2 separate regions of the Mus musculus genome follow, and region 2 is linked to region 1. A link is a loop called in an ENCODE intact Hi-C map of the cell type or tissue named here. Cell type or tissue: left cerebral cortex. All regions are shown on one strand. Each heading gives the region's core, and the rest is flanking DNA. Links, peaks and the distances in the headings are about the cores only.

Evidence for each region. Peaks named below come from ENCODE experiments on the same cell type or tissue, not always from the same donor. Only the 100,000 strongest peaks of a DNase experiment are listed, where the experiment ranks them.
Region 2: it touches region 1 in a loop (2.0-fold over the local background); 3 of 42 quality-filtered maps call a loop at or near these places.

What each region holds. Positions count from the first base shown.
Region 1 is chr3:35,139,044-35,144,429 of GRCm38, forward strand. No RefSeq gene overlaps it. Among named protein-coding and RNA genes, the nearest start is that of 1700017M07Rik, 130 kb to the right of the region's middle. In left cerebral cortex, for the core only: no CTCF peak of the experiment used is centred there; a DNase peak (open chromatin) is centred at 3,009.
Region 2 is chr3:35,337,910-35,343,295 of GRCm38, forward strand. It overlaps Gm38512 (a long non-coding RNA gene), which reads right to left. Exons shown (of 3, transcript XR_389676.2): 2 at 1,777-1,905. Among named protein-coding and RNA genes, the nearest start is that of Gm35425, 22 kb to the left of the region's middle. In left cerebral cortex, for the core only: a CTCF peak has its summit at 3,077; DNase peaks (open chromatin) are centred at 3,441, 4,095 and 4,811; H3K4me3 peaks cover 1,027 bases; H3K27ac peaks cover 2,372 bases.

The sequences.
Region 1 (5,386 bases), core at 134-5,133:
TAAAGCATCCCAAAATGTGGTGGTGAGCAGTTGCTTATACTAAATATCTGTACTACGGCAGTACCTACCACCATGACCAAAGGGAAATTAAAGTATAGTATATGTGGATGATTTCAAAACATCCCTTGAAAAGGGAGAAATGTGGGCTGGGGAAGCGACTCAGTCCATGAACTGCCTCACACATCTGAGGTCCTTACCTTAGTCCCCAGAATACATGTAAAGCCGCTGGAAAAATAAAATAGCATGCATGCATGATCTCATAATAACATGGGAGGCGGACAGAGAGGTATCCTCGGGGCTCTCTGGCCAACCATGTTAGCCTACTTGAAAAGTTCTAGGACAATGAAAGACCCTGTCTCAAAGAGGGATGAGGGCCTGAAGAATGACACCATCATCCATACACACATTTGCACCAGCATACATACAATTTCTTTGTGAAATAAGAGATAACTGTAATGCATAATTCTTTAAACTACTGCAGTATGCCAAAGAACAGGATTCCCTCACAGATTATGGAAATGTGCACTACAGGTCATTTGAAAACAGTTTCAACAAGAGGCACCTGTATTTTGGCAATATAAAGTCAAGTCCTCGTTAATACTACATGTCTTTCAGGTGGGACTATTGGTAGCTACCAGATCCAGGACAGTTTACAAAGGTACTGTGAAATTCATTCTCAGACCTTCCTATCACAAGCCCACAGGCTCCTGAAATCTTAGCTTCTGAGCATTACACTTCTATAGAATAGTGACCTCTAAACGTTAGTGGGCATGAAAGGCACCCAGGAACTTGCTAAAAAGGCAAACTCTCATCCATCTCTTAAACTCACAGAAATTCTGAAAGATCTAGGGATCTTCATTTAAACCACATCTCTGCAGTTTGGGTCCGAGAACTGCCTTTTGAGAAATAGTAATGAGTGTTTTCAAGGTAACCGTTACAGGGAAGGTTTGCTTGGTGAAAGCCACACATCAAGCTGTGTTTGGGTCAACACTCATTGTGGACAGTCTGGCCACTCTGGCTCCATTATTCCCTTCTGCATCAGCCTATTTTGTTTTGATTTGAGGAGAGAGCACTGAGTCACTGACTTAAGCCTCCTCCTACTGCCAAGGTAAGAACATTCCAGAGTGAAACTCAGGACTTTGTTTAGGAGAAAGGCATTCATCTCTTTCCCATGTTGCCCTCTCCACCTGAATTTAAGAAAGCATGCAGTCCAGATATTGTGGGCGGCTACCTTACATGTAGAGGGTCAATCTTGGAATAAAATTTACACAGAGAACAGAAGGCAGAGCTGAGACTGCTGGGGTCAGAGGGACACTGTTAAGCCAGATCAATCCCTCCAAGAAGCCTGCCCTAGACTCTAGACTTCTCAGAACACAAGTCAAACATTCTTCCCTTCTTTTAAACAGCTTCTGATAATTTTAAAGGAAAAAAAAAATCACTTGATCGATATAAAATGTTGTTTTATGTTTTATACACCCATTTTTCCTAGCACTGAATTCTGTGTCTTCAAGATCTTTTTTTTTTCTTCTTTCTCAACGCCTTTAAGCATTCTTCATGGGTGTCAATAAGTCTGCGTTCTCGCTACCCATTGCTTCTCCTATAACAGCTGCTACCACATCTGCCTCTTTTTTTTTTTTTTTTCTCATTAGAACTAAATGAAACCATCAGATTCCCAAGTAGTTCTCCTCCTGGCAAAAGAGCTCTACTAAAGACCTTAAAACACACTAAATGAGATTCTTATTTCTAGAGGAAACAGCCCCTCTGTAGGTTGTCATAAAGACCCTCCCTTTCAGGAACTTTCACGCAGCTTTAGTCTTAGTGCCCTGAGATTTTAGGTACGTTTCAAAAGCAATGGGGTATTTTCCACTCATTGGCTCCTTCATAAAATGTGGAGTCTCATCCCAGTAGAAAGATGCAGACCTAGTAAGGGCACAGTTGAAGCCTAGGAGAAGCCACCACCCTGGTCCTCAGGAACAGCTAAACAGAGGAGTCCATCAAGAAATTCCTGGGCTGCCAACCAATGCCTCCAAGAAGCAGCAATTATTGGGTTTCTCTCTCCTAGAGACAGAACACAGAAAATTTCACCCTGTTTTCCCTGCTTCACTTAAGAAGATGAGAACAAATGAAACGAAGAAAACAAGTATCAGCCAGAGAAACTCAACCCAGGAATCTCCATTGCCCCCATGCCCCAAAAATCCAGAACACAAAGATGGAATGTCTAAAACTCTCCTAACTCCTGCGAGGCCCACTGTGGGGTTGAAATGATTTAAGGAGGTGAGATGCTTTCATTGATCTCTCCTTTTCCAAGAAAAAAAAATTTGACGAAAACTGTGTTCTAGGGAAATGTTATCAGAAACTTATTTGTTTGTGTATTTAGCTGTTGCTGTCTGCTTTACCCCTTATATAATGTTGACATTCTTTGAAAATGGGTAGATGGACCTTATTCAAGTTCTGACAGTAACTCTTTGTTAGTGTACAAACGGCTTCAGAGGTATTTCATTACCATTCGTAATCATCCGTTTGCTTCTAGCTGGTGACATTTGGAATAGTAAGCAGGGGACACTCTTTGTGTCCAGTGAGTTCATAGAAAGTTAAACTTACTTTCCACAACAGACTCAAGCTTAGCTACCATAACCCTCTTCAGTTACTGTGTGATGTGTTTGAACAGTATGAATGATTAATGAAAGCTAAATAGTCCAGTTTCTATCTTAAAACCTTTTTGTTAACTGCCAGAGAGCTGAGTGACTGGGAGGTGATTGCTGTTCAAATGAGTTATTTATGCAATCTGATGCTTGTTCCCTGACAAAAAATTTAATGTATCAGCTGCTCATTTTCAAAAGATGTAAAAAGTCAGAAACTCTTCCTGATGCCTTTTCCCATCCACAGACCAACACCAAGCTCTGTGGTCCTTGCCAGTTTGGCATCAGAAAGCGAACTTGGCTTGCCCGTCTGAACGAAGCATGGTTGCTTTCTCCCAAGGAAACCAAGATAAAATGTGGCAACGGGTAGCATCCATTACAAAGGTCCTGAAAGTTGCCTCAGAGTTTTCCTGGACCAGATTCTGGCATTGCTCCCAGAAGAAGGCCACTGCCACCCGTGAGCTACGAAAAACAGTCATGCCTGCTGGAGGGAGGGAAGTGTGTAAAACGCTCTGGGTGTTTACGAGCTGATCTGGAAGAGGCATCTTCAGAGATAACTCCTCTGGTAAAGGGGCTCAAGCGTGATGAGGAAACAGAGATTAAGAACCCAGGTGGAGACCACACCTGGGGGATGACAGGAACTAGAGTGGAGGAGGAGGAGGTTGGAGGAGGAGGTAGGTTTCCAGAACACAGCATAGTCGTGGGACATATAGCAGCATCACATGTAATATGAACATCCTTTGGCTTGTTTTGTGATGCTGGGGATCCAGTTCAGCCTCATGTATAGACAAGGCTTGTGCTCAGCCACTGAGCTGCACCACAGTCCTTCTCTCTTTAAGCAAACTTTACATTCTTTTGTTGGCTATGCTGTAAATGCCCTCTTACTCATTTTTTATAATTTGATGGCATTTGGAGCATTGCTTATGGCATGTTTGTCAACTCAACTCCATCAGAATTACGATCATAGCAAGGGATGAAGATACGAATGTCTACCTGACAATCTCTCTCTTTTTTTAAGCAATAAAACCTTTATCCTTTTCCATTTGGTGGTCTGTTGGACACGAACCATTTAAGAGTTTCCAAATAAAATGCTTTAGCACATCTGCAATTAATAAGCCTGAAGCTTATTTTGTACCATTCCTGGTCATCTCTTTTACCAGTTGTGTGTTACTTTGGTTAACCATTTCCTTTCAAAAAGGAGGAACAGAAACGGAATTAATCTAGTGGTTTTTGAAGAGAATTCACAGGTCTACTTCATTTGTTTAACAACTGAGCAAACATGTCACTGTTCAGTTACTACTTGCCCAACAGTATCCTGGGCCCTGGAAACACAGGGATGTTAATATTTAGTCCTTTACACAGAATCTCTGGAGACTATTATACAGAAAGATGAGCAGAGATGGTAGCAATTGATCATGAATATTAACCCAGGGATGAAGATAGTGTCCAAGAAAAACACATAACACTGTGCGTGTATGTGTGTGTGTGTGGTATATATATGTGTATATATATATATATATATATATATATATATATATATATATATATATATGTGTGTGTGTGTGTGTGTGTGTGTGTGTGTGAGTGTGTATACCCAATGTGTATATATAAATATATATAAATATATATGTGTGTGTATAAATATGTATATACATATATCCCAGCATATATTCCTGTATACCTACATATATAATACATCCTTATATATACACACATTATATATAAACATAGTATATATATGCATATATACACATATATGTATATATACACATTTATATGTATACTTACACACATATATACATATACATAAACACATGTATACATACACACATATACATATATATACATTGTATACACATATATACATATATACATTGTATACATTGTATATGTATGTATATATGTATACATACACATATACATATACATATATATATACATACATACATATGTAAAACTAACACACAAATATGTGTGTATTTTGTGAGAAAAGAATATTTTCAGGGCCAGTGGCTCATAGAAATTTTTCTGAAAGTGTGATTAGCTTTCAATGTGAAAAATCTTCACCTGTGGCAACTCTGTAATCATCAGAGCTAACTCACAAGGTAAGGGATAGGACAGAAGTTTTCTGGGTCAATTTTCTTCAGTCTGAGCCTACAGACAATTGATATGGATGTCGAGATACTGCCTGGACCTTCTCTTTGTCTCCATAGGTCATTCCCAGGATGCCTGTGGAAGGCGTAACCATTCTTGTTGGCAGAAAGTGCTTTCCAGACTCATGTAGCATTACATACTGAGACGAGTGGGGCATGTACCCCACTTCTGCTCCTTCCAGGACATCACATCCAAATGGTTGGCCTCATGGGCTGCTGCAATAGAACACAAGTGCATCATTTGGCTTCAGGTCACCCTTTGCCCTGTGGCAAGACAAGTGAGCAGACTAGCCAAGGAAAAAGCCATCTCATCCTAGCCTACAGCATTATAATCGGACAATTTCTTTAGATTCCATGACTCTGTCTGCTAGTGGCCCTGCATGAACTATTTGTTTTAGTTTTGTTGTTGTTTTGAGATGAGGTCCCTACTATTTTTCTCAGGGTGGGTTTGGATTTCTCTGAAGCTGCAGGTAGACTCCATCCCACCTACAAAGTGAGCTCTTAAATTGAAGACCTCATCAGAAGAAGAAGTTCCTTTGAGTCAGTGATCTGTCTTGCTCTTCTGACAAGTCACCTGACAAAAGTTCCTGGAAG
Region 2 (5,386 bases), core at 105-5,104, 200 kb after region 1:
GAGTTTGGAATATCACATTAAATGAAGAAGTTCAGGTCAAGTGCTCTACCCTACTAATGTCATTTCCCATTAATGTCTTCCCCACACCTGACAGTGGAAATGGCCATTTCCGTTAACACAGAAAGCTAGCTGTCAAGGTCAGATAAAGTCATGAAGGGCAGTGCAACAGGAATATGATTAAGCCCACTAAGCTTAATGCTGTTCGATACATTTCAAAACAACTGTCTCTGGGACCAGAGGTGAGAGCTCAGTGGGTAAGGACACTCGCTAGGCAAGCATGAGGGCCTGAGTTTGAACCCCCAGCAAGAGAACATGCCTTTAATCCCAGCGTTGGGAGTCTGGGGCAAGCAGAACTCTAGAGCTCACTGGCAAGCCAGCTTAGCCTGAAGTGCAAGCTTCCACTTCAATAACTGACTTTATCTCCTAGGAATAAATCAGACAAAGAAAGACATTTGGTATCTGCCTATGGATCCACATGTGCCTGTCCTGCATAGAGGGTATGCATACCTGTACACTCATAGGAAGGCACACACACACACACACACACACACACACACATTACTGATTTTGATGAAATGCAAAAAGGTTTCCTTAATTCCTGATCTGTCCTTTGCAAGCTCTCTCTCCCAAGCCACTATCATGGCGCCCAGGCCAATGGACTATATCCCTCTGGGATACTCCGAATGAAACCCTAGTGGCTATTGTGAGCTTAAGGCCTGTCCTGGCTAGCCACACATCTCCCATCTCACATACCCTTAAGCTTAGTCTTCCTCTCACCTCTGGGACATCTAGAACCCCAGCCTCACATATTCTACCCAGTGCCATCTCTCCTCTCTGGTTCCTGAAACCCTATATAAGCTCAACTCCTTTAAGGTGCTCTTTTATATCCCCCAACTCTTCCAGCCTCCTCCACCCACCATGCTACCTCCACCTCCCATGCTATCTCCACCCATCATCCTCCAGTCACTCCGAACCACTTACCTTCTCAAATCTCACTCAGCTCCAGTTCTTTGGAGGTACTTCATGTTTTTTCTGGACTACTCTTTCCCTCTGCTAGAGCCCCCTTTTCACACACACCCTTCACTATTGGGTTACAGGTTCCCAGCTTTCCCAACCACAGAGCTGTTTAGGGAACCACATATGTGCTGTGATGTTTTGATCCTTACTCTTGTCATGGTTTTTATCAAACACCACTAAAGCCAGCTCTCCTGGCCCCTCACACTGAGCCTTTCCTATATGAAGACCTCAGTAGAAGTTTGCTAAACAATGATCCAAGTACTTGGAGCAAATGGTCAGATCAACTTCAATGGGAAGTGTGGAAAAGCATACTGATTATTAAAAAATTATTTGTAACAAACTGCATCACCCTGAGAAACGTCCCTTAACCAACTAAGGATGGGCAAACAGAAACTTAGGGAAGGATATCAAAATTCCTCCAAAGCCATACACTGAAGGGGAAGGGGAACATGGCAGGTTTTGAGAGCTAAAATGGCTCAGAGTGGTTTGAGGATGTGGTTGGAGGAAGAGTAGTGTGGGTGGGTGCAGGCTGGAGGGTGGTGGCTGGGTAGAGGCAGGGTGGTGTGTGGAAGTAGGATGGGGGCAGGGTGGTGAGGTGAGCTAAGCATGCGGTCTGGTTCATGCCAATGAGCTAAGGACAAGGATTCTTCTTTTCATCTTTACTTTGATTCTAGCCACTGCTCTCTGCTACCAGACCTTCATGCATGCCACACGCATATGCATTTCAACGTTGATGACACTTTAGTCCTGGATACCCACCTAAGGCACTGACGACATTGGGGCACTTTCTCCCAATGCTTCGTCTCCTGCCATCTTGGGTTTTCATCATTGCACAGAGTAGACCTTGGAACTTATTGTCTCTTGCATTTCTTCTTACATTGGAACTTGCTGTAAGACCAAGAGAGCAGCTGTTTCTTTCATTTGCTAGAAATATTCCATATATCTTGAAAAACCCTGAAATAGTCATTCTAGAACCATGCACTGGCCTATGGTAGACTTGGGACCACTGGCACCTTAAATGACACTACACACCTCAGTAGGATTTATGCAAGAGACGGGGAGGACCCAGCACCACACAGTAAGCACTATTGGTTTAAGAATTGTCCTTCAGTCTCTCTGCACATAGTAGGGAGAGCACCTTTGGCTCTTCACGCACAGTGGTGTAGTGCTGAGTCTAACAACAGTGTTTCTACATGTTTACATTTTGCCACGATGTTCTTTTTTGAGAGCAATCACTTTATTGTTTATGGTAGCAATATTCTTATAGCTTTGGTTTCAAGCAAATAACTTATCATCCAAAGCTGAGTCCACATCACAAACATGTTATTTAAACACAAAGGGGTAGGTACTGTGCAGTTAGTAGAAAAATCATGAGAGTAGTCAGGAAGAGATGAACTTTGGTTAAAAAAAGTAAGAATTGAGACTTGGATATCAAAACTTCAAATTAGACATTGATGTCGCTTATTTGGATGTTTCCGGACCCTCAAAATACAAGGTTTGCTTTAAATCAGCAATACACGTATTTTCCCTAATTATCTAGGCTTTCTTGATGCCATTTAAAAAACAAGTGTCTGCCCCATTCTCTTCATCCCTGTCCCATTCTTCCTAAAAACCATGAAGTAATTGTTCTGTGCACTATAGCACTCACGGGTGCGCCAAAAGGAAAAGAAAGACAAAAGAACCCTTCAGTCCTGAGACTGCCAGCGGCGTATGCAAACCTTGAGAAAGCAAGCTGGTGTGCAAGAAAACCGTTTTCATCACTAGCTCTAACCACCCGCCTCTTTCTTAAGAAGAGGATGAGGCCCACAGGATAATAAAAGGCTGCGGAACCACACAAAAGTTCCACATGTACAACCTCCTGAGTGGCCTTCAAGGGGGTAAGGGCAGGAGGTGGGCGGAGGACAGGCTGAGAGCTAGGCAGAAAGCCCTGCTTCTGGAAAGGCAGCTCACCTTACAAAAACATAATTCACTCTCGGGGCCCCTGCTCCGAAGATCTTGTTATCAGAAGGAAACAACAACCCAATAATTGTAACAACAATAATAAGCTGAGCCCTAGCGGTCAGGGTTTCTGCGGTGACCCACGGGATTGCAGGAGGGGAGTCTGTGAAGCGCCCTTAGTCTGGGGGGAGGGGACAGAGTCCGGCGCTTCAGCTTCTAAGTGGCCACAGCTGCTCCTGCCGCACTCGGGCCAGGTCCTTCTCTCCCTTCACAGCCCCCCAATCCAAAACCAGCACTAAGGAGCCAGACTGGGGGGGGGGGGGTTCATCCGCAGCAAGCAAAAGAGGCTACCCACTTAGGAAGAAACTGTGGGGCTGGAGAGCGGAGCGGAGGCTGGGGGATCTGCAGGGAGGGAGGCACTTCATTTTAATGCGCCACAGACAGAGTGAGATCTGATACTGGCAAAGTTTCAACGAAGATGGGGGCGAGGGGGCGGGAGGAGAAGAAAGGACTCTTTGACTGCTCAATGCTTGTGAGTTTTCCTGAGGAGGAGCATAAGGTCCAGTGGACATTCTGGGAATAATAATGAGGAACACACAGCATCAGAACACCAAATGAGGCTGACGATGATTCAACCTCCTCGTGCATCTGCGCCCACAAAACAGGACTTCAATTAAACAACCTTGCAGATCTGAACAGAAGAGAGAGCAGGGGGATTTTTTTTTAAATGAACCAAGTCCCTTTGGTCAAAATTAGGTGTTTGTCCTAAACTTCAATTCCTAAGCTGTGAACCTGTGCAGAGAGAGGGAGCTGGCCGGTTTCTTTCCAACAGTTTTTGAACCAGTGTCCTTCCCTTAGCGAGGCACCTCTACAAATTGTTTCAACCAGGCGGAGGGTAAGAGAATTCTAAATGAAGTGCTTTTTCCGTTTTTGTTTGGTTTTGTTTTGCTATTTCAACTGGCACAAACACATTGATATACACAGACCTTGCAGAGTGTGGCATCAACGCTGTATGTTTACAAAAAACAAACGGAAAGCACACCCGGCGAAAACAAAGACCCGTGCCTCAAATCAGGTCACACACAGCAAGAAATTTTACCTGCAGGAGTTTTTAACCGCTGCAGTGAACAGAGGTCATCTCAACCCTTAGCTGCCCTTTGGCCTCTGAGCACTGGACCTATTGGGTGTATTTGCGTCTACACTGAAGCAACACAGGTGCCCTTGGGGAGGAGGAGCCTGAGCCAAGCTATTTCAGAGAAGCAGATTCTCAGTTTTCAGAAGGGTCTCACGAGAAGCTTGGCCTGGTCTCGGCTATGAAAAGAAAATGAAAAGAAAATAATTCACATTTGAAAAGTGTAGATGTTTGTAAAACTCTGTGTTTGAACTACTAGAAACACACTCTCTCTCTGTCTCTCTCCTGCCCCCCCTCTCTCTCTCCCCCTCCTTGCTTCCTGTCTCCTCTCTCCCCTTCCCTAATTTCCTCAAATTCATCCTACTGAGCAACCTCAACAGAAATTTGGAGGGTAGGAACAAGAGTTTGAATGACCTTGGCTTCTAGCACTCTCTCCCAAACAAAGTACTAAACTGCCATCTGATAAATCAAGAGTTAAGTGCCTTTTGAAATACAAGCATTTTCTCAACCTGGATCTCTGAGAGCAATTTAAAAAAAAAAGTATTTAGCAAAACAAGAAAGCCAAATTTACAGATTTGTAAGACAGGAAAATGAACTAACCCAGCGCTGCTTAGGGAGAGGAACTATAAATGAAGCTCAGAGAGGGAGGCAGGAGTTCAGGAGTGGGCGTGTGAAGCCGGCACACCTCCCTCCTTGTCTGTTTTCCAGGAGGTTTTTGACAACTGGAGAGTGTGCAGCATGTGGGAAGTTATACTTTTTACAAAGCCTATGAACTTGGGCCAAAAATAAGAGTTCCAAAGGGAATCTAGGCCAGGAACACTGGAAAGACCAACTCTACTAGAGAAATGCATGCATTGGAGATGCTTGTAGGCTTCCAGTAAAACTGTGAAATAAAGATACACACTCTGAGAACTGGAGTGGGGCTATTAATGGAGTGGGGCGGGGCTACCTCTGTGTGTGTGTGTGTGTGTGTGTGTGTGTGTGTGTGTGTGTGTGTGGTGAAGGAAGGAAGGCCTGGCGTTCTCCACAGCTCTCTTCTGGCAGCTCTACCAAGAAAGGACCAAGCCACCATTCCCCTGCAGAGTGAGGCCAAACCCATGCACTCTTCACCAGCAGAAATATGGAAGACCTTAAACTGGAAGGCAGGAAGCTCAACTCCCAGGGTCCACTCCCAGGGTCCATCCCAAAGTCACTTCTTCTCTCTGGGCCTTCGAGCTCTTCAAGACAGCTGCAGAGATGCCAGCTCATCTTCAGATTCCCAAGGAGGCCAGCAGTGGGCAAGACAGAGCAGACTAAATA